2 separate regions of the Homo sapiens genome follow, and region 1 is linked to region 2. The links are chromatin loops, found by intact Hi-C in ENCODE. Cell type or tissue: mammary epithelial cell. All regions are shown on one strand. Links, peaks and the distances in the headings refer to the core of each region. The heading gives the core; the rest is flanking DNA.

Region 1 (2,919 bases), core at 244-2,743, 130 kb after region 2:
TATGAATATTTCAGTTCTCCATTAGAGTTCTGAAAGTTTTTTCCTTTATTCTGATGACACAATCTCCAAAGTTATCAGAAAACCTGCATTTAAGAACACCTATTAGAGTTCTATAATTGATTATAAATCACCTTTTAAAGAGGATTAAAACGAGGTAACGATTGGGCCAGGCACAGTGGCTCACACCTGTTATCCCAGCACTTTGGGAGGCCGAGGCAGTTGGATCACCTGAGGTCAGGAGTTCAAGACCAGCCTGACCACCATGGCGAAACCTCATCTCTACTAAAAATACAAAAACTAGCTGAGCATGGTGGTGGGCACCTGTAATCCCAGCTACTCAGGAGGCTGAGGCAGGAGAATCACTTGAAACCAGGAAGCAGAGGTTGCAGTAAGCTGAGATTGCGCCATTGCGCTCCAGCCTGGGCAACAAGAGAGAAACTTTGTCTCAAAAAGAAAAAAAACCAGGTAACAATTGTCTATGGCTGACAAAATGTTTTAGGGGAGCCACGATCAAAGAAACAATTGACAAGGAAATTTGTTACCTCCATGGCATACAATGATTTTATGTAACGATTATCATTATTACTGATAATGTACACTAAGTCATATCAGAATTATAAGAGTTTCCCATGATTTTGGAATATATATACCAATAACATATTTATACAAATATGGCCCAAAGAAAACCAAACACCATTTTATATTTGACAATGCTCCCTGTATGATTTTTGTACCAAATAAGCCAAATGTCACTGTTGCATTAGTGCATTATCAATGTCAAACCCAATTCTTAATAAAACCTTATAAATATATCGATCCAATCTTAATCAGTTTGACCATAAGGTAAGATTCTTATAAACCTTTTATAACCCTTTACAAGTTTTTGTTAAATAGCAGATCATAAGCAGGTTTTTGCTCTAAGAAAAATCTGTTGTGCTTTTATTCCAATTTTTAATTTATAGAAAAACTGAATAATACTCCTTTAATTTAGCCAATGTCCACACACAGAATCTCTTTTACAATTAATTTTCTACAAACCCTCCACAATTGTTCAAACCTTTATTCTAACTTAAAACAATTCTTTAACCCCTTAGGCAAAAAAAATGCACATTCCCATGCCTTCTTGTAATCTTTCGCCAAAAACACATTTTACTTTCTTTACACACCTTGCATGTAAAATTTTTTTTAGTAGTTTTAGTTACATATTATAACGTTAACTTTTAGCAACTTTTATTTTTGGTGAAAAACTTGGTAAGTTCGGGATTTTAATTATATACAAGGTGTGGCGCCTAGCCTAGGACACACCAGACAGAAGTGTAGATAAGAGCTGACTCTCCAGCATAGCTAGGTTGCATGACTAACTCCACATGTCCCCAGGCCTTACCTAGCTATAAAGCAGGCAAGTTGTACAGCAAGAGTCATAGTGGCATTTTATGAAGCATTTACAAGGCTTAACAACCTTTGAATTGTATGACATTTCTTGCATAAATTCCCTTTCACAAATCCTTTCATGACTTACACAGACCATCTGAGATATTATTGGACTTTCTGACCTGCCCTAAACATCCCTCCTGTTAGACAACCAGTCATTTTACTTTAGGACAAGAATTTCCCATACAAGATCCTTTCTTACATAAAATCCCTTTCTTAATAATCTTCTTTGTATAGCAAAGGGGCATGGCTAATTCCACATGTCCCCAGGCCTTATCTAGAACCTCATGGCTTTAAGGTAGGTAAATTGAACAATTTTGGAAAAGTTAAAGCAGCAGTTTATGACCTTAAAGCCTTTAGCAAACTTAATATCTGACCTGCATAATTTAGACTAAATGTTTTTATTTTAACAATAATTTTAAAAGCTGTTTTTCCCAAAGATTACTAAAGTTATATGAACTAAAAGGCATTACAGTTTCTATTTTGCTTTTAAAATATTTGATGTAAGTGCTTATTTTTGTTTCAGCCAATTAATTAGAGCTCTTATATATAAACATTACACACAACACATATGTAGCTACAAGAAAGACAGAAGATTATACTACAGTAGTTGTAAAATTTTTCATTTGCCAGTTTTTAAGTTTCTTCATTGGATTACTGGCTTTAGGATGGAGCCCCCGGAAGAACAGGGCCAGGAAAGTGGTCTCTGTTTCCTCCTGTTTTTCCCAAGGAGTCTAGGCTGTTAGAGTTTAACTATCCGCTTTTAATAGTACTGATTTTAACCATAGCACTCTTTAATAAAGTCCTTTTAGAATTTCTTATGCCAAACGGCCGATATTTCTGACTTTTGAACTTTACCAAAGGTAACCTCCCAGGTGCTTAGAGAAAGGAAAATTTAAGACAGTCCACAGAGGAGAAGAGAATAGACAAGGTCATGCAGGTATTAAACCAGAAACGACTTACTTCCTAGGTGGGGAATTGAACCTGGACCGCTACTGTGAAAGCGCAAAACCTTAGCAACAGAGGTGCAGCATGGGACAGCCTCTGTTTCCTTCCCCAGACGGAGTCTAGAGTAGTTAATTTTGAGCTTGTAAAGGCTTTTAACTTTTTAATATGATTTTTAGCACTAACTATGACATGAACCCTAAAATTTCTGTTCCCTGGAAGGCAGAGACCAAGAGAAAGTACCGCCATGTGGTTAAAAGGTCAAGCTCCCAAGGACATAAAATAAGGTGGAAACTTCATCCAGTTGTTTTTTGTTTGTTTCAGGGACCTGCAGCCAAGTTCGTTACGGACCAGCTTGCTGAGTTGTCTTGAAAAGCGGGCTTACAGGTGTTCTAAGCCCATGTTTTATCCTGAAGTTCCCCTCGACAAGAAAAACGAATTCATAGCACAAAGTACACCAGTTTAAGACTAGCCTTAGAATTCTTTTTTGCATTAATCCAAACAGAAGAGATTTGTTTTACCATTCCTTCAATCGTTCCCACA
Region 2 (2,919 bases), core at 320-2,819:
TATAGAAGTATGAGCTCACAGCTAATCCTGATTACATGGCTTTCCTATTCCACAGGACAGATTGCTAAAGATGTTCTTTCTGTTATGAGAAGGGAGCACATCTATGCCACAGAATTGACCAGCCCTGTCCTCCCCATCCCACTTGTCAATCTCAGAACATTTTTCAATGAAAAAGACCTACTGGGAAAATGCTTTTGAAAACCATCCCTGCTATAGCCAGGGCCACACACAAATAGATAAATTGGGCATAGGTATCAGTGCCCACTCCTCTTCCTGTCCCTCATCCACCCACCCTCCAGGTTCAGCTCCAGAGGGGCTCACAGCCATCAGGGATTTCTCACCACCATAACTCTCTTCTCCCAGCCTCCTCCACTGAATGTTACTTGCCTGGCACCTCATTCCTGCCACGCTAGCCCCACATGCCTTTCAGGGGGGCTGTCAGCGTATGAATAAACTGGAACTCTAGACCAAGTCTGATGTTTCCAAGAGTGGGTCCCACAGAAACTGCTTCCACTGCATGTCAGTGGCTTCTACTCAGGAAGAGGGCTCCTTAGACAAAAAGTTTGGGGAGCTTGAAAGGAAAGTTTCAAAGGATTCTTGATCACAGGACTTCTGTAAGACTTTCTTAGGGGAATGGGCAGTGGGGCTTACCACAAGCAAGATTCCCAAAGCTATTTAGCCCCAGAGTCTTTCTGCATAGAACATTTTAGAGGGCTTGTATTTGAGAGACCATAACCCCTGTGATCATGGGTGCCATGAGACAATGAACAAACTCTTGGCCACCACATGGGGAGTGGTACAGGAAAAGAATGCTGTGAATTAGCTGAAAAGGAAGGCAGAAGGAAAGAAGGAAGGAGGGAGGAAGAGAAAGAAGGGAGGGAGGGGAAGACCGAAGAAGGGAAGGAAGGAAGGAAGGAGGGAGGGAGGGAGGGAGATGTTTGGTATAATATGGAACAATTGAGATTAGGAAGTGAGACAGGATTGATGGAGTTAAGGAAATTTAGACTGAGTGACCTGAAATTCACATGTTAAGTGGTGATGATGAGGGAGGGAGGGAGGAAAGGAGGGAAAGATAGAAGGGAGGGAGGGAGGGAAGGGAGGACAGAAGAAAGGAAGGAAGGAAGGGAGGGGAGAAAAGAAGGAAGGAAACCAGAATTGAGGACAGCTGGGAAAGGAGGGAGAAACATAACAACTGTCAGGAAAAGAAATGTGGTCTCGCCTGCTGGTGAGATGAGTGAGGTTTCAGCCCTGTGAGCCGGTTCAGCATGGAGCAGCTGCAAGGGCTGTGGGTTCTCTGAAGGTAAGATGAAGCCCATCCCAATCTGAGATCCGGGAGCCAGGTGGCGACAGTGTGGTGTGAGAGAGAAGCTCGTCTCTGAGCAGTCAAGCCCTTTGCTGCAGTTGCTAACTAAACCTGCTGTCAACCTACACTTGCTAAAGTACCATGCAATAAGCATATCTGCCTGGCACTGCAGGGGAGCCAAGAAATGGGGAGGAGGGAATGAAGGAGATGGAGGATGGTAACCCACCAACATTCTACCAAACGGATTCATTGTGGAGATCAGGTAAATGTTCTCTGGAGCACCCCACGGGCTTTCAACAGCTTGATTATAATGTGTCTAGGTGTGGGTGTCTTTTATCCTACATGGAATCCATTTTGCTTCTTGGATGGGTAAATTAATGTTTTCATCAAATGTAGGGAGTTTCCAGCCCTTACATCTTCAAATATTCTTTCTCTCTCTCCCCCATCCTTTGGGGACTCCCATTGTTCACATGTTGTTATGTTTATGGTATGCCATTGGTCTCTAAGACTCTGTTTGGTTTTTTTCATTCTTTATTCCTTTTGTTCTTCAGACTGGGTAACCTCAATTGAGCTATCTAAAAATTCATTGGTTTGTTCTGCTTTCTCAAATCGGGGTGTTGAACCCCTCTAGTCAGTTCCTCATTTCAATACTTTGTACTCCAGAACTTTTTTCAACTACAGAATTTCTATTTGCTTCTTAAATAAAATTTCTCTCATTATTGATATCTCTAATTGGTAAGACAGTGTTCTTATACTTCCTATGTTCTTTAGACATAGTTTCCTGTAGTTCTTTGACATATTTAAAATCGCTTATTTAATATCTTTATCTAGTAAGGTCAATGTCTGGGCTTCCTCCTGGACATGGACAGTTTCCTCATGGACAATTCCCTCATGGACAGTTCCTATGGATTGCTTTTTTTCCTTTGTATGGTCCATACTTTATTTCTTTGCATGCCTCATTTTTGTTGTTGTTGACAACTGGACATTTTAAATAATAAAATGCAGCAACTCTGGAAATCAGATTCTCCCACCTGCCCAGAGTTTGTTGTGATTTGGTGGTTGTTTGTTTATCACTCCTGAATTCTGTAAAATCTGCATTCTTTATCATTTGTAGCCACTGGAGTCTCTGCTCAGTTAACTCAGTGGTCAGCTAATAATTGAACAGAGATTTCCTTAAATCTTTTGGACTATTCCTTGCTGAGGAGCTGTGTGTGTATCAGGCCACACTTTCCATGCTGTAGCAGTTAACAACTCTCCCTCAGCCTTTACTTCCTGCTTGTGCAGAGCCTCAGGGTCAGCCCAAGATGAGAGCTTAGGGCCCTCCTGAGTCTTTTTTTGAACATATGCATAGCCTGGGCATGCCCACAGCCCTGTGCATGTGCCTGCCTGGGCTATGCATGATAGATTCCCAGGAATACCTCAGAGCTTTGGAAAGACCAATGGACATCCCATTCCCCAGTTTTTCATCTTAAGTGTTTTGGTTTACCTCTTGTTTGTCCTGACTGTTATCTACAACCTTAGTCAGCCACAAAATTAATCAATCACCTCTCATTGTTTTTGACAACGGTTCCCAGGGAAAAGGCTTTTCCCACTGAGGAAGAACTGAGTGAAGTCAA

Evidence for each region. Peaks named below come from ENCODE experiments on the same cell type or tissue, not always from the same donor. Only the 100,000 strongest peaks of a DNase experiment are listed, where the experiment ranks them.
Region 1: a loop joins it to region 2, with 2.3 times the contacts of the local background. A loop is called at or near these places in 1 of 110 quality-filtered maps.

Annotation. Positions count from the first base shown.
Region 1 is chr2:98,048,774-98,051,692 of GRCh38, reverse strand. It overlaps LOC105373501 (a long non-coding RNA gene), which reads left to right. Exons shown (of 3, transcript XR_923092.3): 2 at 2,701-2,919. Among named protein-coding and RNA genes, the nearest start is that of VWA3B, 37 kb to the left of the region's middle. In mammary epithelial cell, for the core only: no CTCF peak of the experiment used is centred there; a DNase peak (open chromatin) is centred at 1,382.
Region 2 is chr2:98,174,458-98,177,376 of GRCh38, reverse strand. The region is part of intron 8 of VWA3B (von Willebrand factor A domain containing 3B); the gene reads right to left. Among named protein-coding and RNA genes, the nearest start is that of VWA3B, 89 kb to the right of the region's middle. In mammary epithelial cell, for the core only: a CTCF peak has its summit at 1,347; no DNase peak of the experiment used is centred there.